2 separate regions of the Homo sapiens genome follow, and region 2 is linked to region 1. A link is an interaction called in ENCODE POLR2A ChIA-PET data of the cell type or tissue named here. Cell type or tissue: CD4-positive, alpha-beta T cell. All regions are shown on one strand. Each heading gives the region's core, and the rest is flanking DNA. Links, peaks and the distances in the headings are about the cores only.

Region 1 (12,526 bases), core at 5,785-9,784:
TGGGCCTTGTTGCCAGGAGGGAGGTTGAGCTTCCAGTGCACAGAATGAAATGACTTTAGTTCTGAATCTAGGAAACAGGCCCTAGCTTGGGATGTTTTTCTGACTTCTCTTTAGATTTAGTTGCTTGGAAATCTTTCTTCTCACATAGGACCAGTGGGGTGAGGGGCACCCAAGCCTGTCTCCTATTAGAGAGACACGGGCACTGCGAGCCGGTGCAGGAGGGGGGGGCTGCGGTTGACTTTTCAGACACTTGTGGCTGCACAGAAGTGCGTGTAGTGCATTTAGGATTTCAGCCCAGGAGGATGTTTTTCCGTGGGACAGTGTGGTGAAGTATATGTATATGCTGTCAACACAGGGGCAAACATCTTCCTTCTTTTTCACTGGTTTGTCCTTCTTCACAACTGGAGCTGGAAAAGGGGGTGCACAGGAGCCTCTCAGTCTGAGTTAAGCATGGAGACCTTAAGCCTGTCCTCAGAACAGGTGGCATGGTCCCTGCAGCTCCTCATGCAAAGGCCACACTGGGGTCTGGGAAATGGTCATTTAGTAACAAGGGGGTGAACGGGCCGGAGCAACCCCCTCCTTGAGTCTTTGTACTCAGGGCAGTGGTGGTGGCGGGAGAACCATGTGGGATCTGGGTTCCAGCTGCTTCTCAGTGACACCCCGCCCTGGAGCTGTGACTAACACATGGCAATAACCATCACTATGACCTTCTTCACAGCTCTCTTCCCTCTGCCAGCCATCCTGCTCACTGCTACCAACGCTGGAAAATACAACTCTGGTATAAGGCAACTCTTGCGTCTCACAAATCCTATCTTCCGATCAAGCTGAAACAAATGTTCTTGCTCCCCACATCCTCACACCCCGCCTTCCCTCCACCAGCATGCTTACAGCAGCACTGCACCCTCCGAAGGCGTGCTGAGGCTTTTCCCACCGCAGCCCCGGATCTCCACAAAGCCAAACTCACGCATCCAGCAGATCCAAATAAATGCCGCATCTGCCCTGACGCCTTCCCAAATTCTATGGGATGTTCTTTGTTCTTTTTTCCTAGTAATTCGTCAACCACCGCCTTGTATTATAGCAATGTGGATATAAATCTTATCCTCTCTTCACTGCAAAGAACATGTCTGGTTTATGTTCCTATTCTTTTGACCCCTTGGACCTGTTCAGAAAGCATTACTTAAATGAAGTAACAAAGGCATGGGCTAACGACAGAGGGTGTCCCTGAGCCATTTGGATTCCACCGCCATAAGGTGTAGTGCAGAAAGTGGGGTTGAGCGGCCAGGTACATTTCCTCTCTGAGCAACAAGGAATCCAGGAGCCTGAGAGTAAAGATGGGGTAGAAATGTCTAGAGGTACAAGTACTTTGCAAGCAAATATTATTACTGACATGAAACATCATTTCTAGAAATAAACACAAAGATAATCTTGTCACAGTCACTTCACTGGTCAAGTAACTTACTCAAAGTAACTTTTTTTAATGTATTAAGTCAATTAAGGAAAACCAGGACCAGCTCAGTGAAGGAGAAATAAAACTGGTTTGAGATCCTGGACAAATCCTAACTTCCCTGACCCCCAGCTCTCCTATGTGTAAAATGAATGCTGTAAAAACTGAGTAAAATGTATATGCAAAGACTCTCTCTAATCCCTGGCACAAACATGAGAACTCAATAGAAGCTATTATAAGCCCAACTATGCAACCAGCAACATTACATACTTTATTTAGAGGCCTGGAAAACTCTGTATAGGAAACTCTACTTCTCTGGGCTTTGATTTCTTCAAAACTGTAACTTCAGTTGAATGACCCACAGACTTTCTCACTGACAACGTTCAATGGTTCTTGGACCTATTCATGCAACTAACATAAGAAGCTTCTGGAAAGTCTAAAAAGGTCTGTCTATCACACTGCCAAGGTGCTGCATGAAGTTCTGAATGGCTCCAGTCGTTCAGAGTGGGGCAGGAAACAGACAGGCCTGATGACAAGGGCCTCTCGTGCTGTTCTGAATGGAGGGGACTCACTGAAAGATTTTCAAGCTGTTGAGTAATAACAGAATTGTATTTCAGACAGACACACTATGCACTGAAAAATGCTGCCTGATGAGAATTCTACCTTTAATTTCCACTGAGCAACACACGGAAGTCATTATTTGACTCTACTATCCCAGAGCACTGGGAAATCCCATGCTTACAGATGGATTTTGAGTCCTTGCTTTTCATGTTTTTCCCTTTCCAAAGTTCACTCCGGGCCCAGCTCTCTGGCTATCCCAGGTACTTCTGTTGACTGCTTTCCAGAGGTGAATTACCATTCCCTCGGAAAACTTTCACAACTGGGCTGATAAAACAAACCCAGACCGTAGCTGGCTTGCCCCAGCAGACTGCTCTGGTTCCATGTCTGCATATTTCTACATCAAAGAGATGAATTCAAAACCTAATCCTCTAAGATTTAAAAATCAGAATTTACAGATTATGCTAGTTTTCATGTTTACCTAAATATATAAGACCTAATTCTATCTAGAAGCACTAATACTTGAATCCTTTCTAAAACAATCTCTTGGCACGTGGCAACGTGTACAGTTTACAGGTGCGCTACCACCAACCAAAGTGAAACAACCTTTTGAACTGCTAAAACGTCTGGAAAGTTAAAAGTAATTCCAAGATACTTTTGGAGAATCTGTTTCCTAAGCTGTCTCTAAGATTCTGCCAACCCTCTGGCAATACCCTGAGAAACCCAAGTTACGTAAGGTGGAGGCGGCAAACTCCAGGCCGGGTCAGCCTGAAAAGGGAAAGACACCTCTTAGATCCAAAGCCTCTCTCTCAGCACCCACAGTTCCCAGACAGGCAGGAGCCTGAGTTCCGGTAAGAATTTTTCCCAAAGTGCAGTTGGTTTCATCACAAACTCCTGACTTGCCTGGCCCTAAGGCAAACCTAAAAATTTCCATCTTAGACCAGGCAACAGACAAGTGCCCAGGGGATTTCTGTGGCCACCAACCTGGTGCACCAAGGCTTAGAAACGACGTCCCACCAGAGTCATCAGCGTAAGTGCAGAGACGTTATTGTTTCATACTCTGCCAAGCTCCACTATGGCTACGGGACAGTCCTCTGTGGCTTCCCAGGATGGTCATTTAAAACAATGACGAACTCAATAAATTTGCTGCCAATATGTTGTTGTACAAATGCCAAACAGTGATGCTCTTGGGAAAGTATCAAACTCATTTTCTCATCAGTTTTTTCATCCCCCGAAAATGTATTTTTACAAATAAGGCACATATTTTATATTTAGAAAATGGCAGAGGAGGAGGGAGTGACAACTAAGGAGGGCAAGAAACATCCGACAGACATCTGCCTACACTACAGCAACCAGAAGCTGGCCCGAGTGAGGTGGGAACGACCAATAGGTGGCGACACCTCCTCAACTAATGAGGTGTCCAGACCTGGAATGGCAGGTCCGCTTTCCTTAGGACAGCCAGAGTGGAGCAGCCATGCCCACTCCGCCTTCCTGCACTGTAGTCAAAGCACACCCCAAAAGCAGCTGGCCATTCTGAGAGATGCAGGGAAAGGAATCCATCTTGGAGCTGGTGTCCATGTCACCTGGGGGTATATGTAAGCTTCCCCTGTCACTTGGTCCTCATACGGCCCATGAGGCAGGGGTCATGACTTCCCAGTCTCCAAATGAGGCTGACAGCTTCAAGAGCATGGGTTTGGGTGGGGCAACCCGCATCTGCATTCCAGCTTCCTCACTTGCTCTAAGTGTGATCTTGGGTAAGGGCCTTCGCCAGTTTAACAAGGCAACAATGAAAAAGGACTGACAGATCTCACAGGGTTGCTATGAAGAGTAAATAAGAAATGCAACTGCTGGGCTGCGGTGGCTCATACCTGTAATCCCAGCACTTTGGGAGGCCGAGGCGGGCGGATCATGAGGTCCAGAGATCGAGACCATCCTGGCCAACACGGTGAAACCCTGTCTCTACTAAAAATACAAAAAGTTGGGTGTGGTGGCATGCACCTGTAATACCAGCTACTCGGGAGGCTGAGGCAGGAGAATAGCTTGAACCCAGGAGGCGGAGACTGCAGTGGGCTGAGATTGCGCCACTGCACTCCAGCCTGGCGACAGAGTGAGACTCTGTCTCAAAAAAAAAAAAAAAAAAAATGAAATGCACCAAACGCAATGCCTACAACACAGTAAGCCTTCAATAGACATCACCTGCTATTAGCGCTGTCACTGGCAACGAATAAGAATAAATTAGTAACAATAATGCTGTCACTGCTGCCCAAGGTTACCAAGCTGCTTAAGAGCAGGACCAAGATTTGACCTTGAGTCTGTGTAATTCCAAAAGGAAGCTCTTAGGCACTCCATGGGCTGGGATGATGGATGGACGAACCAGATTTGACTTTAACAGAATGATTTCCTGTCTCTCAACAGGACTTTAGAACCTTTCTAACATCACAGCTTTACGATCCCAAACAGAAAACATCTTGCAAAGGATGACATTAAAGTGAGATGGGAGGCAGGAAAGACATATTTCATTAAAATATATCAATATAAATGATTTTTATAAGAATGTTAATGGCAGGCCATTCATAATAGTCCCAAACTGGAGGCAACTCAAATGTCCACTAACAGTAGGATGGGTAAGTAAACAGCGGTGTGCTGACATAGTGGAATACTATGCAGCAATGAGAATGAACTGGCAATTCTGCAAGCAAAGCACAGCTGAATCTCACAAATACAACGTTAAGCAAACAAAGCAAGATGCAGAAGAGTATATACTGCATGCGTCCATGTACATAATGTTCAAAATCAGGCAAAACCAACCTTTGATGTTAGGTGTCAGGATAATGCTTATTTCGGGAGTGAATAGACGGCAGTACCAATGGGGCTTCCAGGGTCTGGAAAAGATTGTTTCTGGATAATACAGATTCTGGTGACACAGGTGTGTTTCCTCTAAACATTCACCCTCAATCAGTACACTTTTTTGGTGCATGCCCTCCTCTGCATGTGTAAGAGTACACGTTCAACAGCTATTAAAATTACTATCCACAAGTCACTTGGTTGCTGCTGCATAATGACAATTCTGTCATTTCATCCATAGTCCATGGGAAGTTATACAGCATAATGGAAAAAAGCATCAGGCTTGAAGACCACCCATCTTGAATTAGAATCCCTGGTTAGGTCACTCATCAATTATTGATTTTATAAAATTATTTAACCTGAGTCTTGATTCCTCAACTGGAAATCAGAGCTAGTACACTTGCATATGCAGAGTTGGTCTCAGCATTCTTGAAAACTCATGGAAAACATCTACCATCCACAGTACTTGCCCACGTGGCAGATGCTCAACAAAGTAGGCAAACAGTCCCAACAAACTAATTCATTACTCTAACTCTCCATTACTTAATGTTCCATCAACATGAAAGTGAATGACCGTATACCGCAAGTACACTAGTTTAAACAAAGAATAATGATGAACCCAATCTTGGCCTCTGCTCATTTTTCCAGTGTGGACAGGGAAGGGAGAAAGTGCTGTGGAAGAAAGAAAATGACTGGAGCAGGATCTCAGAGAGGCTTGTGCCAAAGTTGGGTACCCAAGACCCAGCTGGTATCTGTCAGAAGAAAGTGAGGCTGATGGTCAAGCAATGACAGTTTGGGCTGCTTTCCATGCAAACTAGCAAATTACTCCTGCAACTAAATTTCTTCAGCCTTGTACCTCCCCAAAGTCTGCATCTTGGCTAAAAAGAGGCATTTTCTATATTGTCCAAATATATCATGATCAAAGCCAAAGTTAAAAAAAAACAAAGCAGTTCTCACATAATCTAGTTTTGCCAGGAAGTTGGATATTCAAACAAACTTAGAAAAGACTGAAGACAAAATACAGAGAGAAAATGAAAACAAAAACAAAAATACTCTAGGGTGTGAGAACAAGAAGTCTCTAGATAGAAGAAAACTAATTTAAAATAAACAAAGATTCATTCAATTCCTGGCTCAGGGAAGGAGGTAAAAATGGCTTAAGGGGGGAATAAAATCCTTCAAGGGCCCACAGACAACTATAACAGCCCCTTGTCTTGGCAAGAGGCTGATCCTTGGTGACTTTTTTCACCCAGTTGAAAGTCCTAGGACTGCAGATAAGACACAAACCCTGCACCCTCACTTCCTCTACTCCTGTGCAGATTCTAGAATTCCCTGGTAGACTGCAGAACTACCCTCATCCTGTGAGTAGTACCTGGTGGGAGAGAGGAATGTCCCCTAGGTTCAGCCAACAGCAGCACATCTATGGAGAAACGAGAAGGGCGACCAGACGTCTGCCATGTTCACCATGTGGACGTGACACACAGGCAGAGCCTGCTCCACTCTGCAGCTCTGGGTGTCCCAGCCCTAGTCAGTCCCATCTGAAGCCCCAAAGCACAGAATGTTTATCAACCAAAGAGGTGCATTTGAGCTTATTCCTAGGGCAATGGCTGGGCCTGAGAACTATTCCAGAGAAATTTCACCCTGAGAAGGACCTTGGCTAATGTTCCCCAGACCAACTGCTACCTAGGAGCTGGCAGTGTCACTTGGCCTGTCAGGTGTTTTTTCTGGTAAGAAGTGCCTGTGCTTCTGGCCCTCAATGTCTGTCCCCAAGGGCTGTGATCCGTGGTCACTAACAGACAACAAATGTCATCCTTCAAATATTCACAGCAACAGCATGTTTCTATCCGCATGACAGTCCACACCCGGCAGGGTTTTCTCAGGCCATCCAGGGCTCCCTCCTTTGGTGACACTCTCCTGGGCCTCTCCTGGGTCTGGGGCTGGTATTTCCTTGCTGATGCGAAGGCAGCCCCTGGACCACCCTCCCTCTGTCCTCCCCCTGTTCTCCCCCAGCTTTCTGCCCACACTTCCTCTTCCCTCCCTTTAACGCCACCAGCAGTCCAGGCAGAGGGCCACAGCCCTGTCCTCTTCTCTCGATCATGCCTCTGGAAACCCCATACACCTTTACCCCTTCTGCTACAAGAGCTGTTTCTAAAGTGTGTGTGGAGATAGTTCCTGACTTCCCAAGCTCTGGCTCTGAAATTCCAACTTCGTACTGGAATGTTCACCTCAGAATCAACAGGTGTCAAGTTGAGCTCCCCTTTACTCACGATTTATTGAAGGCCTCTGAGGTGCCAGACACTGCCCAGGTGCTGGAAAGGACACTGAAAGGACAGAGCCAACCCCACCCCACAGGGCCTACACTGTAGCAGAAGTCATCCCAGGCGAATTTGAGTTTGAGCTATTGTTTCTCAAAAGCAACAGAGACGACAGCACACACACCATTCTTCCACTGAGAAACAATCCCTCGCAGTCTTCCCTTAACTTCCTTATTTCTCCCAAAGGTTCTATCTCACAGGTTTCAACCCTAAGTACAGAATCGATCATCAGTTCCCTTCCATAAACGCATCTGAAAATCGCCCCCTATCACCAGTCGCTCATCCCTCATCCTGGGAATTGTGCACTTGGCTTCTCCATGGCCTCCATCCCCTCCGGTTGCCTTTCCCTCTAATCCGGCTGCATCCTCAGTCAAATCCAATGAGCTAACTCATTTAATCAGATCAGGGCTACCAAGCCGAGCATCACTGGTCACCTCAGGAGAGGATGCTAAACTGCTTGGCCTTCTGTGGCCCCCTTCTCGATAGTGGAGTCCTCAATTACCTTTACAAATGTGTGGTTCTTAACTCTCTGGCATCAACTCTAGGCAGCCAGTACACACCAAGCCCGTGCACGTTCCCATCTCCACCTCTGCTTCCGATTTCCTCCTGGGCAGAAATCCCTCCTCCCCAGCCAGTAAAACTCCAGGCACCTTGCAAAGACCAGCTCACAGCCTGCCTCCCCGAGTCTTCCCGGGGCCTCTCCTCCGGAGACATGTCCTACTGTTTGAACTGCTGTGGAAGACTCCACTGGACGCCCCTTGCCTCAGGCACTTCCCCGCCTGTGGGCTAATTTCCCACGTTTCCACACTGTCTCCCCTTGAAGGACACAGAAGTCAATCTCTGCAGAAGGGAAAAGACCTCTGAGTGACTTCCATCCTCTCCCCTATGCTCTGGCACAATGGCTTGTACATAAGCCATACAAAGTAGCAGTGGCCTCACAGTGACTAGCAGACACAGAAGAGCTAGGAGAAAGCTGGAGCTGCCGACTCCTTGTGCCTCTGGCTGACCTCCAGAGGCCAGCAAACCTCTCATCTTACCTCCTATTGCCTTCCCCAGCCCTGGGCTGTATGTCACACTGTGTGCACCGTATTAAAACGTACTGAATGGGCCGGGCACAGTGGCTCACGCCTGTAAATCCCATCACTTTTGAGAGGCTGAGGCAGGCAGATCACTTGAGATCAGGAGTTTGAGACCAGCTTGGCCAAGTAGAAACCCCATCTCTACTTAAAAAAATAATAATAATAATACAAAAATGAGCCAGGCATCGTGGTGCATGTGTGTAGTCCCAGCTACTTAGGAGGCTGAGGCACGAGAATCGCTTGAACGCAGGAGGCAGAGGCTGCAGTGAGCCAAGGTCGCGCCACTTCACTCCAGCCTGGGCAATGCAGTGAGACTCCATCTCAAAAAAAAAAAAAAAAAAAAGTATTGAATGAACAGGATAATACGGGCGGTTTAGAGTACCCAAATGAAGGAACTCACCCCACCAAGTCTTCCCTGGCTCCTCCTCAGTGTTTCCCCTTTACACTCCTGCAGGACTCCATTAATACCTCTTGTAGGATACTGAAGTCTGATTCTATTAAAATTAAATTTGAAGTTGTCTTCTTTCTCATGTTAACCCCACAAAGGGAGGGCCTGACTCGCACTCAATTCTTAACCTCAGAAACATCTCAGTCACATAGTGGTCAGCTGAAACTGACCAGATAATGCTCACCTTACGCTTAGAAGGGCAGACATCAGATTTCCAAAAGGAGCCAAAAACTGAGTAGGGGAGGTCAACCCACGCTTTGAACAATTCTGTCTTCATTTGATCTTGAAAGAGCTCAGAAATAGTAAGACATAATCTTCTTAACACATACCAGTACAGAGAACCAAATACCCATTTCTCTAACCAACAGACGTGCTTTTAAGATGGCTCAAAAAAATCCTCACTAAAACTCCGTAACATTAATTGCTGTGTATCAACAGTGAGTCTTTTGCCAAAGAAAGATAACTTAGACTTTTGTCTGGTGAGAAATAGATATATTAGTACACTGGCTTGCATAAATATTCCCATGAAATAATTAGTTCATTAATATGCAGCACATTAATCTGCAAAAACTTCTAAGCAATGGAAATCCTGCCCAATTAATGGATTTCTTTAATAACTGATTGCCTTAAACTCATTGGCCTTAAAATTGATAAATTACACTTATCAAATAACATTTGATAGATGACTATTAAGTGATTTGGAGTTTCTCTCTCCTATGTAAAGTAGCTTGATGAAATCTGAAATTCAAGGACTCTTGATTTTACCAGCAAAGCACGTTCTGTGGTCTAACAGTGTCACCCAGTGGTAAAAGGCACAGTTTGGTGTTCAGGGGAGCTGTTGCTTTTTAAAAGAAATAACCCGTCATACGTGTTTCTTTACTAAAAGGAAAAGAAAAAAAACACTTTTTTGAATTGCAAGAAGAAAACTAGTACGTAAATTCTAAAAAACATGACTGGCACAGAAGTGAGCAGCTCTTCATCCAAGGCCACTCTGAAGCCTTTGGAGACCACTCAGGAAGGAGCATGCAGTCCTGAGCTCGGCCTCCTGAGCTCGGGAGAGAGGCACGGTGGTGTAGGACCCGTGACTCAGGAGCAGTGCAGGAGGAGTTGAAATCAGCCCGTTCTCCAGGCCAAACGAGAGACCACAGGCCACCCTCGCTCTCAGCTGCACTGTGTCCTTCCTGTTTTGCCTGTCTACCATGCAGCCACAATTCTCTAAAGTTCAGCACTTCCAGAAAAAAGAAACAAAAAGCAGCCAATTCTGTTCCAAGGTTCACTATCTGATCCTAAAAACTTTAAAAAAAAAAAAAAAAAACCAAAAACTCTCATATGGTGAAGCTTAACTGAAATAATAAATTATTTAGCTTCCTTATCTGCAAAAAGAGAAGGCTGTGCCAGATGACCCTTGAGATCCCTTATTAGTGAAATGTTCTGATAATAAAGAAGAGTTTGGCTCACCTGCTGGTCTCCACCACACAGGTTTATAACCAAGAGCCCTACAGCTCTTGTCCCACCCTGAGGGCCTGACTGACCTGTGGAGGGCCCCACCTTTCGCCTCCATTCACTCACCCCTGTTCCCAAGAACCACTGACTTCTTTACATGAAGCCTACATTGAGTAAGTTTTTAGGTACAGATGCTGAATTACCCAAGCTGTATCCACCCTCACTCCAGGCACCCCGAGGAGAGACTCAACTGCTTGGCCCAGGGTTAGAGAGGCCCACACGGGAAGGCAGAGTGGAGCAGATGTTATTTAACCAAAAGTCTGTATCCTGGGGCTCCCAGCTACCACAGTCAAGAAACACATTTTTAAAAAATCAAGACCCTTGAACTAGCAGCAGTAGTCACCCATACCGTATACGATAAATAAAAGTAAGCCAATGTTTATTCTTCTTTGCATAAAATCACCTATACCAACACTTATACATTACAGCATCATTCAGTTAATTCAAGTCTGAATCCCAGAAACTCTCCTGAAATCAAGCCACAGTTCAGCCCTATTCTTCCTAGTTTTTCCTGACATACTTTTGCTTACTCTATAAATCCACGGATATTCTTCTTGCCTACTCCCACCAAAGCCCAAATACACGTGAAAAAAGTTAATCATGAAGTTTTTCTTATTCCCTTACATTTAGAAAATCAGCATCTACTCTCATAGACTACTTGTAAGAAGACAAATTTCTGCTACTCTCTGAAGAATTTGTTGGCAATGTGTAGCAAAAGGCCTTACCGTGAAACACCCTTGAACGCAGTAATTCCACTTTTAGGAATTTACCCTAAAGACATCAACAGAGATGTAGACAAGTGTACACAGAATGATATTTATTCCGGCATGGTCTATGATAGCGGAAAAAATGGAAGCCATTTAAATATCTAATAATGGAATACAGTGCAGCTTAAAATCATCCATTATTAGAATAAATAATGAAAGGGAAAATATTCACAAGGCACTAAATAGGAGAAAAACATTAGGCTCCAAACAGTATGCCCTTTACTTTGGAAAACAAATGCCTACGTGTGTGTCTGTGTGTACAAATGCACAGCATGGTGATCCTCAAAGTGTCATCCCAGGGTCCGAGGCATCGGCACCATCATGGAATTAGTTAAATGCAAATATCGGAGATGCAGTGAGTCAGTCTCTGGGGGGTGGGCCCGGCAACCTGTGTTTTATCATGTTTGCTAAGTGTCACATAACCTTTGCAGTAGACATTAAATTTATTCCATCATACAGATAGGGAAATTAAGGCCCAGCGAGACTAGGTGACTTGCCTAAATCTACAAGGCTAATTAAATGGCAGCTAGCAGCATCATGCAGCTAGCTCCAGAGTCCATGCTCTGAGCCACTTTGCTACAGCACCTCTCTATTTTAACTCTCCTATTTGGACGTGTGCTCTTTCTGCTAAATTAATGGCAGGATGCATCCCCCTGTTGTCTGATCACCTTCATAGTGGTTTAGCGCTTCTGTTACAAAGCTATTGATCTGGGGGCTGGGGGTGTCCTGGGCTCTATCACTAACATCCCCATTAATATATCTCTTGATGAATACCTGGTTGACATCTTTGAAGGCTAAAAAAAGATATTTAGATCTAAGTGAACATTAAATACCAGCACACATAAGCAAAAACTTGAATGCCATCAGCAATGACATGCAGCAGATACTGACTAAACACACAAGGCACCTGTTGCCTGCTAGAGGGGAGAGGCCATGTGGCAATCCCATGCACAGCTTCCAAACCACCTGGCCACCATCTTTGAAATTATACAAGTTTTGATTGACTTCTTTTCCTTTTTTGGTTTTTGCATGATTTCAAAATTTGCATGTAACAGAATCCTTATTTATATTATGTTATAGTCACAAAATTAAAATTGGTAAAATAAAGTTATCACACTTAATTCCTAAATTGCAAGTTCCTGAATAAAGAGACCTCCCTTGGAATTTTTCTCCTATGTTATTTTCTGAGGAGAAAACACCTCGGTCATTCATCTCAGGAAACTACAAAGAGGATGGACTGAGAAGATGGTTGATTTCGGCCTAATCATTCCTGAGAGGAAGGAAAATACACAGACCACGAAAAGCTTCCTGCTGGGCTAGCTTTCAAAGCCCTCAAACATTCCTGTCTTCAAGAGCTGACTAATAATTCCGTAATATTTATGACCTGGCCCAACTGGCCAAACAAACTAATACTTTCAAAAGAAGAGACTATCTTCAAACAGACTTAATGACAGAAACTTTAGAAGGAACACAGAGACCAGGTGTTCAACTTCCTCATTATGACAGATGAGGAAACTGAGGCCCAGAGAGATGAAATGACTAAGTTAAGAGAGTGGCAAAGACATTCTGGA
Region 2 (12,526 bases), core at 5,495-9,494, 200 kb after region 1:
TGTATCTATTATGTTTTATTATTACAAGAAACCTAAGAGGAAGGTAGGGAATGATTATAGGTTAAATGCAATAAAATATCATGAGAGATTTTATGTATGGTGCCTGGGAAAAGGGAAAAGGGAAAAGAAGAGGGGGAGCGAGCAGATAACAAAGATGGAAGTCCTAAAAGATGGCAGTCCCCCTGTGTGGCAAAGTCTCTAAAACAGCATGTACCTCCAGAATATATTATGGTAGCCAGCCTTAAACTGGACAAGCTGAAAGGGAACTGAGAGATCTCCAGTTTGTTCTCTAGTTTTCAAGACACAAGTCCATAGACAGGAAGTCATTAGGTCAAAGTCACAAGTCAGGAGACAGGCAGAGCTGAAGAAAAACACAGGTAGAATCCAAAATTCATATTCTACTGGGTTGCTTATGAAAGTTAAAAGACACAATATGTTAACATCAACTTGTCAGCCTATTTATAGCAGACCTCTGGTGATTTGAGTAGTTCGCCTCAATCTAAGGGACAAGCCAAACTGTTTGGGATGGCTTTCTTATAGACTCATAATTAAGACTCTATCCTTAGTGTACTCTTCAGCCTATTGCACTAAAGTGAATACTACTTTATGTAAGAACAGTAAGTCCATTACCAAAAAATAAAAACAAGAAAAACACATTATCACTCAATCTCCTTCATTGGTCCTATAAATCAATGCTATTTTCTGAGTCCAAGATCCATGAAAAACCTTCACTAAGTATAAACATCATAAATCATTAACTGATCATTTCCAAAAAGTGACTTTAACTCTGGCCAGGGGTAAATATTCCTGGGATTTATGTCCAATCACAAGCAAGCAGTATTATTTCAGCACATTCGACAGTAGAATTTTGAAAGGGTCATCTAAAAATAGATTCTCAATGACTGCAATGTGAAATCATGCAAACAGAACAGCAGTTGAATGTTGTGGTTTAGAGCTGCAGAGAGACCCACTGAAGCCTTGATAATGTTGTCCCCCAGCACTCAGATAGGAAGCCGACACCAGGCGGCCTTGTTGGCAGTCTGGGGAAAGGCCACACAGCAGACCTCACTGCCTGAGGAAGGCGGGGAGTATGAAGGCTTGAGAGCCCAGAGACAGACAAGGAAAAGGGAAGGAGAAATGAAGGAAGCAAAAACAAGGGAGCTAAGAGGATTTCTCGGAGCACCACCAAGCCAGAGATCTTGTCAGCGCTCTGAGAAAAAGCAGAGAGATTCCATTCATCTCTGCCTTACAGTGGGCTCTTTTGTTAGGCTTGTAGGGCTTCTCTTTTATTCATATATTACAGAGGGGGAGTTGGGATGATATGGGGAGAAAAAGGAGGTGAGAGAGAAAGAGAGGAGTGGAGAGGGGAGAAGAAGGGAAAAAAGCATTTCCTCTCCATAGAAAAAACATTTTAGGCCAGGTGCAGTGACTCATGGGAGCACTTCAGAACGTCGAGGTGGGCGGATTGCCTGAGCTCAGGAGTTGGGGACCAGCCTGGGCAACACAGTGAGACCCCGTCTCTACTAAAAATACAAAAAATGAGCCGGGCGTGGTGACAGGCACCTGTAACCCTGGCTACTTGGGAGGCTGAGGCAGAAGAATTGCTTGAACCTGGGAGAAGGAGGTTGCAGTGAGCTGGGATCATGCCACCACACTCCAGCCTGGGTGACAGAGAGAGACTCGGCCTCCAAAACAAACAAACAAACAAACAAACAAAAAAGCAAGCATTTTATTTTCACAGGGAAATGACCTAAGAAAAACTTACCTTCCCCAATCGAGAGGTTTCCCTGAAAACGTTTCCCAGGCTTCCCTGGCCCATGCAGTGCTGTGCGTGCACGCTTTCTCTCTCTCTCTCTCTCTCTCTCTCTCTCTCTCCTTCGTTGGCTAAACTTGTACCAGCCACAAGCACTGTGCCTCAGTTCATTTATTTTTTTTTCCATCTGCAAATGCAGTTCATCCCCCTGACTGGTGACGATGTTATACAATGTGCTGAAAATCTTGGAACAACATGTATTCATGGATAAAAACTCGGTCTCTAGGCGTTTCATTCCCCCGACACAGCAGCCGCTAATGCCACCACTCTAGAGTGTTTCCCATGTGCCAGCACTGTGAGGACCAATTTACACACACGGTCTCATTGGAATTTACTATATTTACACGTACAAATGTACAGCAGCCAGGGAGGAAGATTTCCCCATTCTGCAGCAAAGGAAGCTTAAATTCCAAAAAGCTAAGTGACTTGCCCAACATCCCAAAGGTAATAAATGACTGGATTGGAATCCAAATCCGCATGTGACACCAGGGTGCAGGTTATCTTAGTCTTAAATGAGATAAGATGAAGCTCTCAGAATAGCAAATCTGTTACGAGTGGGAGTTAGGGAAAAGATAAGGCGTAGTTCAGAGAAAACGAGGCACTATCTAGGTCACCACTGAGCTCACCCACTTATCTAGAGAATCAGTTATTGACTAGAAAGTGGTGTAACTGATAGTTGTCTTGAGTTGCAGGCCAGGCTTCCTCCTGACCACAGTCTAGGCCCTGAACCTCCTTAGGGCTCTTTAAATCTTAGCTCTAAAATGAGATGGTCTCTCAGGACCCTTTCAACTCCAAAAGATTCCCTTAGGATTCCCAGCAGTAACCTATTTCTGGGTATCCTGAAGCGTGTCACACGCCACCTAAAAAAGGAGGTTAGAGGAGTGAATGCAAAATGAGGTCAACAGCACCTGCGGGACTACCTGTAGGCCTCGGGAAGGTAAGGAATCCAGACATTACCCCTGACACATGGATTGGGCCCTGGCCTCAGGAAGGTAAGGAATTCGGACATTACCCCAACACATGGATCGGGCCCATTGGGTTAGTGTGCTAAGTTTCCATTGATTATATTGTAACACTAGTTGCCGTCTGTTCTGGACATTGTTGCTGTGTAACAAGCAACCCCCAAACCAGCAGTTTAAGGCAATGAATTTATTTTGCTCACAACTTTGTGGGTCAGGAATTTGGAAAGGACTCAGCTGGGCTGTCTGACTCTCATGCATGTGCATCAGCTGGGGTGACTTGGGTTGAAGGGGACCCTTTCACCATGGCTTCCTCCTCCACATACCTGGAGCCTTATGGTTTACACTTTTCCCAGCTTGGTGGTCTCAGGATATTCATACTTCTAACATGGCAAGTGGCTTCTAAAAGGTGAAGGTAAAAGCTGCCGGTCCTCTAAAGGGTAGGTCCAGAAGTAGAACAACGTTCATCATACACATCCCATTACGTAAAGTGATCACAGGGTGGCCCAGATTCAAAAGGAGGAGAAGCAGCCTCCATCGCTCCATGACGGGAGTGCTAATCTGCCACGGTGTCCCACCTTGGGATCTGACCAGGAAGGCCCCAGCCAACTGCTGGATTTGGAGAAATTGGAATGATCCAGAAATGGGAAATTGGACTGATACATAGAACTATACCCACTCAATGAGTAGGGCAGGCGCTGGGGACAGACTCCACAGTTGTAGGTGGAGGACAAGGTATTTTTACCTGCCAGGCATCCATGATCCATCCAGCTTTCTTCTGATAACAGCACGTTGGGGAAACTTACTGCCTCAGCTCTCCATCCATGGGATTTGGGTAGAGGACCAATTTTACTCCTGGAATGTGTGACTTGGGCCTGACCAATTATCATCAGTGCCTGGCATATAGTAAGTGTTCATGATGAATGAATGAATGAATGAATGAGCGAATAAAGGGAAAATATTTCATTTCCCAGACCACAAGAATTGTTTTAGGGATAGATACATAATTCAAGTTCTACAACTTGTGCTAGAAAGAGGTATTCTCTTTATGCTGAACTTGGAGTTGTGGGCATGTATTCCTAAAGCCAATGAGAGACACCGTGAAGTGAATCCCTGCAGGAGACTGGAGCTGGCCCAGGGGAAAGAAAAGCCGAGACACAGAAGGAGCAAGACAGAGTCCTGATGGCACTGTTTGACATCCAACTATCTCTAGTTGGTCTATCCCCTGGATTGTTTGCTTGAATGGCTGAAATTTATGCACTGACAACATCAAATTGCGGAGAAGATATAGAGCAACAGGAATGCTCATTCACTGCCTGTGGGAATGCAAAATGATACAGCTACTTTGAAAGACAGTGTGGCAATTTCTTACAAAGCTAAACATAGGCTTACCATATGATCCAGAAATCATGGTCCTTGACATTTACCCAAATGAATTCACACAAAAACCTACACGTGAATGTTTATAGAAGCGATATTCATATTCGCCAAAACTTGGAACCAACCAAGATGTCCTTCAATAGGTGAATGAATAAACACACATGTGGAACATCCAGACAATGGCCCATTATTCAGGTATAAATAGAAATGAGCTATCAAGGCACAAAAAGACATGGAGGAACACTAAATGCATATTGCTAAGTGAAAAGCCAGTCTGAAAAGGATACATACTGTATGATTCCAACTTTATGACATGTTGGAAAACGCAAAACTATACAGACAATAAAATGATCAGTGGTGGCCATTGGGGTACGGGGGAAGGAGACATAGGTGGAGAACAGAGATTTTAGGGCAGTGAAACTATCCTATATGATACTGTCATGGTGGAAAAGTGACTTTCTGAATTTTTTAAAACCCATATAACTATACAACACAAAGAGCTAACCCTAATGCGTATATGGGCTTTAGTTAATAATAATGAACTAATATTGTTTCCTCAATTGTAATCAATGTACCACATCAATGCAAGATGTTAAAAATAGGGAAAACTGTGTGCACAGGGAGGGGACAGTAAGAGGGGATTATGGAGGCACTCTGTACCTTCCTTCAATTTTCCTATAAACCCAAAACTGCTCTAAAAAACAAAGTCTATTTTTAAAATGAGCTAGACAGAGTCCTGATGATATCATTTGTTATGCAGCTGTGCCTAAAAATAGTCTAGCCCCTGGACTATTCAGCTGCAAGTCAATACATCCTCTTTTTAGCTTAAGCAAGTGTGGGTTCATTTTCTGTCACTTGTGATCAAAAATGTTCTGTTAAGTGTTAAAAGTAAATCCAGTTTGGCGGCCAGGAAACGATGTGTGAAAACTACAACAGGACCTGATTGGGCCCTGAGAACAGTCAACAGGTGACATTAGGATTTTCCAACAAGCAGACAGCACTGGGATGGGGCTCCCCATGGCTTTGGGAGTCAGAGGAGTGGCTGGCAAGATGACAGCCAGAATCAGGGTACCAGGTGAGGGTTTGGGGGCAGGAACCTGGGCTACAGAAAGAGGAATGAAAAGAGCGAGGCAGGAGCTGAGATATTGAGCAGATTGTCAAGACAATCTGCTCAGGAAACAGGTAAAACCAGAAAGGAGTAAGGCTTGGAGTGTCAGACTAGTGAGGCCTAAAGCCAGGCACCTGGAAGAAGAGGGAGAGTTAGCCCATAAGGGGCTTGTTTGCCCCACCTGAGAGCAAGAAGAGAGGAGGGCAAGAGAGGAGCCCCGTGTTTTAGGCCAGAGAGAGAGCATCCACTAAGGTCACCGCACCAGCCTACGAAGAAGTCTTTGAGGGAAAGCAGCACTGAGTGGAGAAAAGTGTGAATCCCTGCATCTCCAGGAGGGATGGAGGATACCCTCTGCCCAGCCAAACACTGACCCCAGATCTGAGCCCCAAGGGGAGTCTGTTTTAAATACCTTTCTTGAAAACCCACCAATTCCTTCAAATCCAGTCACCAGCACTGTTATTTTTTTCTTATGTTACATGTGACAAAATGGTGTTATTCTTCCTCTCCTCGACTTTCCATGCATAACTCCCTTTTTTTTTTTTTTTTTTTTTTTGAGATGGAGTCTCGCTCTGTCGCCCAGGCTGGAGTGCAGTGGTGCAATCTCGGCTCACTGCAAGCTCCGCCTCCTGGGTTCACGCCATTCTCCTGCCTCAGCCTCCACAGGCACCCGCCCCCACACCAGGCTAATTTTTTTGTATTTTTAGTAGAGACGGGGTTTCTACTAAACCCCATGTTAGCCAGGATGGTCTCGATCTCCTGACCTCGTGATCCACCCACCTCGGTCTCCCAAAGTGCTGGGATTACAGGCATGAGCCACCGCGTGCGGCCAACTCCCTAACTTTCTGAATAAATTTTGCCCATGAATTAACAAGTGCTACAGAATTAGCTGCAGGTAATATTTCCACAGGTGTTTGGGGATTTTTGTTTGTTTTTTGTTTTGTTTTGAGAAAGGGTCTTGCTCTCTGGCCCAGACTGGAGTGCAGTGGCAAAATCATGACCCAACTCACTGTAGCCTCAACCTCCTGGGCTCAAGCAGTCCTCCCACCTTGGCCTCCTGAGTAGTTGGGACTACAGGTGCATGCCACCACACCCAGCTCATTTTTTTTTTTTTTGTAAAGGCAAGGGTCTCACTATGTTGCCCAGGCTGGTGTCGAACTTCTGGTCTCAATCAGTCCTCCCACCTCTGCCTCCCAAAGTGCTGGGATTACAGGTGTGAGCCACCACACCTGGCTCAGTGTATGTTTTGATGTCAGATGATGCTAACAAAGTACATTATTAATGCTGCTTGCAGTGGGCTTACTGAGATCAGCAATCACTGTCTGTTTGTTCACTGATGAACTGAAAGCAGTGTCTGGGGTAGGGTAGCTACTCACTAAATATTCGTGAAATGCCTGCTGGATGAGTTATTTCTCTTTTCCTCCTTGGCTGAGATGAAGGGAGAGAAAGACAAGAGTGACAGTGGATTGCATGCATTCAAAGACCAGTATCTGCCTGGCAAGAAGATGCTGGAGAGGTAGTAATGGCCATATTTCATATTTTAGCAATTCCACTGTGGATTCAATATCTCCCCTTAGCTCCTGCCCTATCTTGTTTCTTCTTTTTCATAATCAAGCTTCCTGAAGAATATTCTGCACTTCTTATCTCCACTATTTGACTTTCCTTCTCTCCTTTACTTACTGTAATCTTCCTGGCCACCACTCCACTGCGACAACTCTCACAAAGGTCACCAATGACGTCTTTCCACCAAGATCAAATGCACACATTTTAATCTCTGTGTTTCTTGGTCTTCCTACTTCCTCTTTGAGTTCTCTCTTCTGTATGCTTTCAGTCTTCTGGCTTTCTTCCCACCTCTGTTAATTTGACCCTTCTCAGTTCCTTCACTGGCATTAGATGGTCTCTCATTGTGGTTTTGATTTACATTTCTCTAATGATCAATGATGTTGAGCTTTTTTTCATATGTTTGTTGGCTGCATGTATGTCTTCTTTTGAGACGTGTCTGTTCATGTCCTTTGCCCACATTTTAATGGTTTTTTTCTTGTAAATTTAAGTTCCTTGTAGATTCTGGATATTATAGCTTTGTCAGATGGATAGATTGCAAATTTTTTCTCCCATTCTGCAAGTTGTCTGTTTGCTCTGATGATAGTTTCTTTTGCTGTGCAAAAGCTCTTTAATTAGATCCCATTTGTTAATTTTCACCTTCGTTGCAATGGCTTTTGATGTTTTCATCATGAAATCTTTGCCCGTGCCTATGTCCTAAATGGTATTGCATAGATTTTCTTCTAGGGTTTTCATAGTTGTGGGTTTTACATTTAAGTCTTTAATCTATCTTGAGTTAATGTTTGTATAAGATATAAGGAAGGGGATCCAGTTTCAATTTTCTGCATATGGCTAGCCAGTTCTCCCAGCACCATTTATTAAATAGGAAATCATTTCCCCATTGCTTGTTTTTGTCAGGTTTGTTGAAGATCAGATGGTTGTAGATGTGTGGACTTATTTCTGAGATCTCTATTCTGTTCCATTGGTCTATGTGTCTGTTTTTGTACCAGTACCATGATGTTTTGGTTACTGTAGCCTTGTAGTATAGTTTGAAGTCAGGTAGCATGATGCCTCCAGCTTTGTTCTTTTCACTTAGATTGTCTTGGCTATATGGGCTCTTTTTTGGTTCCATATGAATTTTAAAGTATTTTTTTCTAATTCTGTGAAGAATGTCAATGGTAGTTTAATGAGAATAGCACTGAATCTATAAATTACTTTGGGCAGTATGGTCATTTTCACAATATTGATTCTTCCTATCCATGAATATGGAATGTTTTTCCATTTGTTTGTGTTCTCTCTGATTTCTTTGGGCAGTGGTTTGTAGTTCTCCTTGAAGAGGTCCTTCCCTTGTTAGCTGTAGTCCTAGGTATTTTATTCTTTTTGCAGCAATTGTGAATGGGAGTTCATTCATGATTTGGCTCTCTGCTTGTCTATTGTTGGTGCATAGGAATGCTTGTGATTTTTGCACATTGATTTTGTATCCTGAGACTTTGATGAAGTTGCTTATCAGCTTAAGGGGCATTTGGGTGGAGACAATGGGGTTTTTTAGATATAGGATCATGTCATCTGCAAACAGAGACAGTTTGACTTCCTCTCTTCCTATTTGAATACCTTTATTTCTTTCTCTTGCCTGATTGCCCTGACCAGAACTTCCAATACTATGTTGAATAGGAATGGTGAGAGAGGACATCCTTGTCTTGGGCCAGTTTTCAAGTGGAATGCTTCCAGCTTTTGCCCATTCAGTATAACATTGGCTGTGGGTGTCATAAATGGCTCTTAGTGTTTTGAGGTATGTCCCATCAATACCTAGTTTATTGAGAGTTTTTAACATGAAGAGATGTTGACTTTTTTTGAAGGCCTTTTCTGTGTCTATTGTGATAATCATGTGGTTTTTGTCTTTAGTTCTGTTTTTGTGATGAATTACATTTATTGATTTGTGTATGTTGAACCAGCCTTGCATCCCAGGGATGAAGCCAACTTGATCATGGTGGTCAAGCTTTTTGATCTGCTGCTGGATTTGGTTTGCCAGTATTTTATTGAGAAGTTTTACATTGATGTTCACCAGGGATATTGGCCTGAAGTTTTCAATTGTTTGGAATTGTTTCAGGAGAAATGGTACAGCTCCTCTTTGTACCTCTGGTAGAATTCAGCTGTAAAACTGTCTGGTCCTGGGTAGTTCTTTGTTTGTTTTTTGTTTTTGTTTGTTTGTTTTTATTTTTGTTTTTGGTTGGTAGGCTATTTATTATTGCCTCAATTTCAGAACTTGTTATTGGTCTATTCAGGGATTTGCCTTCTTCCTGGTTCAGTCTTGGGAGGATATATGTGTCCAGGAATTTATCAATTTCTTCTAGATTTTCCAGTTCATTCGCATAGAGGTGTTTATAGGATTCTCTGATGGTTGTTTGCATTTCTGTGGGGTCAGTGGTGATATCCCCTTTATCATTTTTTATTGTCTATTTGGTTCTTCTCTCTTTTCTTCTTTGTTAGTCTAGTTAGTGGTCTATTTCATTATTTTTTTTCAAAAAACCAACTCCTGGATTTGCTAATTTTTTGAAGGGTTTTTCATGTCTCTATCTCCTTCAGTTCCTCTCTGGTCTTGGTTATTTCTTGTCTTTTGCTAGTTTTGGGGTTTGTTTGCTCTTGGTTCTCTAGTTCTTTTCGCTGTGATGTTAGGATGTCAGTTTGAGATCTTTCTAGCTTTTTGATGTAGGCATTTAGTTCTATAAATTTCTCTCTTAACACTACTTTAGCTGCATCCCAGAAATTCTGGTATATTGTCTTTTTGTTCTTATTGGTTTCAAAGACCTTCTTGATTTCTGCCTTAATTTCATTATTTACCCAGGAGTCATTCAGGAGCAAATTGTTCGATTTCCATGTAGTTGTGTGGTTTTGAGTGAGTTTCTTAATCTTGAGTTCTAATTTGTCTGCTCTTTGGTCTGAGAGACTGTTTATTATTATCTCTGTTATTTTGCATTTGCTGAGGAGTATTTTACTTCCAATTATGTGGTTGATTTTAGTGAGTGCCATGTGTTGCTGAGAAGAATGTATATTCTCTTCTTTTTGAGTGGAGAGTTCTGTAGATATATATCAAGTCCACTTAATCCAGAGCTGAGTTCAGGTTCTGAATAACCTTGTTAATTTTCTGTCTCAATGATCTGCCTAATATTGACAGTGGGGTGTTAAAGTGTCCCATTATTATTGCGTAGGAGTCTAAGTCTCTTTGTAGGTCACTAAGAACTTGTTTTATGAATCTGGGTGCTCCTGTATTGAGTGTATATATATATATGATAGCTCTTCTTGTTGAGTTGATCCCTTTACCACCATTATGAATGCCTTTCTTTGTCTTTTTTGATCTTTGTTAGTTTAAAGTCTGTTTTGCCAGAAACTAGAATTGCAACCCTGCTTTTTTCTGGTTGTCATTTGCTTGATAAATTTTCCTCCATCCCTTTATTTTGAGCCTATGTGTGTCTTTGCATGTGAGATAGGTCTCTTGAATCAGCACACCAATGGGTTTTGACTCTTTAGCCAGCTTGCCATTCTGTGTCTTTTAATTGGGGCATTTAGTCCATTTACAATTAAGGTTAATATTGTATGTGTGGATTTGACCCTGTCATCATCATGCTAGCTGGTTATTTTGCAGACTTGTTGAGTAGTTGCTTCATAGTGTCACTGTTCTTTGTATTTCAGTGAGTTTTTGCAGTGGCTAGTAATGCTTTTTCCTTTCCATATTTAGTGCTTCCTTCAGGAGCTCTTGCAAGGCAGGCCTGGTGGTGATGTATTTCCTCAGCATTTGCTTGTCTGAAAAGGATTTTATTTCTCCTTTGCTTATGAAGCTTAGTTTGGCCAGATATAAAATTCTGGGTTGGAAATTCTTTTCTTTAAGAATGTTGAATATTGACCCCCAATGTCTTTTGACTTGTTGGGTTTCTACTGAGAGGTCCACTGTCAGTCTGATGGGCTTCCCTTTGTAGGTGACCTGACCTTTCTCTCTGGCTGTCCTTAACATTTTTTCTTTCATATCAACCTTGGAGAATCTGATGACTGTGTGTCTTAGGGTTGATCTTCTCATGGAGTATCTTACTGGGGTTCTCTGAATTTCCTGAATTTGAATGTTGATCTATCTTGTCAGGTTGGGGAAGTTCTGGATGATATCCTGAAGTATGTTTTCCAACTTGGTTCTATTCTCCCCGTCTCTTTCAAGTACCCCAGTCAGTCGTAGGTTTGGTCTTTTTACATAATCCCATCATTCTTGGAGGTGTTGTTCATTCCTTTTCATTCTTTTTTCTCTGATAGTGTCTGCCTGTCTTATTTCAGCAAGATAGCCTTTAAGCTCTGAAATTCTTTCCTCTACTTGATCAATTTGGCTATTGATACTTGTGGTTGCATTATGATGGTCTTGTGTTGCGTTTCTCAGCTCCATCAGGTCATTTATGTTCCTCTCTAAACTGGTTATTCTGGTTAACAGCTCCTGTAATATTTTATCGTGGTTCTTAGCTTCTTTGCATTGGGTTAGAACATGCTCCTTTAGCTCAGCAAAGTTCATTATTACTCGCCTTCTGAAGCCAACTTCTGTCAATTCATACATCTCAGCCTCTGCCCAGTTCTGTGCTCTTGTTGGAGATGTGTTGTGATCATTTGGAGAAGAGGCACTCTCATTTTTGAGTTTTCAGTATTTTTTATTGCTTCTTTCTCATCTTTGTGAGTTTATCTAGCTTCAATCTGTGTGGCTGCTGGCTTTTGGATGGAGTTTTGTAAGGATTTTTTTGTTGATGCTGTTGTTGTTGTTGTTGCTTTCTGTTTGTTTTTCTTTTACCATTCAGGCCCCTCTTCCATAGGGTGGCTGCAGTTTGCTGGGGGTCCACTCCAGATCCTATGCATCTGGGTTCCTCCCACACCTGGAGGTGTCACCAGTGGAGGCTGCAGAACCACAAAGATGGCTGCCTGCTCCTTCCTCTGGGATCTCTGTCTCAGAGAGGCACCAAGCTAATGCCAGCAGGAACACTCCTGTATAAGGTATCTGGCAACCCCTGTTGGGGGTGTCTCACCCAGTCAGGAGGCACAGGATCTGGGACCCAATTAATGAAGCACTCTGGCTGCCCCTTGGTGGAGGGGGTGCACTGTACCCCAAAGAGTCTTCATAATCTTCAGAATAAAATTCAAACTCCTCAGCAAGCCATGCAAAGCTCTTATGATCCATCTCTGCCTGTCCCTCCATCCCCAGCCCACCAAGTTCCTTGCAACCACATGCAGCTACAGTGAAGTTCTTCTTCCTGAAACACACTCACCCTCCTTTGCCCTGGCAATTCCCAATTATCCTTCAAGATTCAATTTATGTGTTGCCTCCTCTGATGAGGTGGCTCAGTGCATACTTCTATCAAAGCACTTACTGTACCATTCTAATTTTGTTTACTTGTCTATTTTAGCAACTAGATTGTGGGCTACTTAAGAAGAAAGTCATTTCTTCTATCTCTATATTTTCAGAAGTAATCACAGTGCCTGGCTTGTAATAAGTGCTCAATAAATGTACGTTGAAAGAATGAGTGAATGTCCTCAAGTTGGGAAGCAGCACATGGGGGTCAAGGTCAGCTCTAATAGAGGGTAGTGGACATCTGTCATTCTTTTTGGCCACCTAGTATCTGAACTTTCCTTCTATGTCTATGGAATTCCTCGCTTTGAGTTTCAGGAGGAAGCAGAGCCTACCTCCCAATCTAGATGCTGATGATATCAGTA

The links. ChIA-PET counts read pairs that join two places held together with the same protein. Peaks named below come from ENCODE experiments on the same cell type or tissue, not always from the same donor. Only the 100,000 strongest peaks of a DNase experiment are listed, where the experiment ranks them.
Region 2: POLR2A ChIA-PET joins it to region 1 with 7 read pairs; 5 of 35 experiments call an interaction of 5 or more read pairs at or near these places.

Annotation. Positions count from the first base shown.
Region 1 is chr10:14,533,710-14,546,235 of GRCh38, forward strand. All of the region lies in intron 2 of FAM107B (family with sequence similarity 107 member B), which reads right to left. It overlaps LOC124902381 (a long non-coding RNA gene), which reads left to right. Exons shown (of 3, transcript XR_007062063.1): 3 at 719-4,138. Among named protein-coding and RNA genes, the nearest start is that of MIR1265, 100 kb to the left of the region's middle. RefSeq lists an enhancer at 3,485-3,554. In CD4-positive, alpha-beta T cell, for the core only: a CTCF peak has its summit at 9,527 (motif pointing left); DNase peaks (open chromatin) are centred at 9,492 and 9,772; H3K4me3 peaks cover 232 bases; H3K27ac peaks cover 909 bases.
Region 2 is chr10:14,735,926-14,748,451 of GRCh38, forward strand. All of the region lies in intron 1 of FAM107B (family with sequence similarity 107 member B), which reads right to left. Among named protein-coding and RNA genes, the nearest start is that of FAM107B, 33 kb to the right of the region's middle. RefSeq lists enhancers at 1,887-2,408, 5,214-5,263, 6,686-6,735, 6,796-6,905. In CD4-positive, alpha-beta T cell, for the core only: no CTCF peak of the experiment used is centred there; no DNase peak of the experiment used is centred there.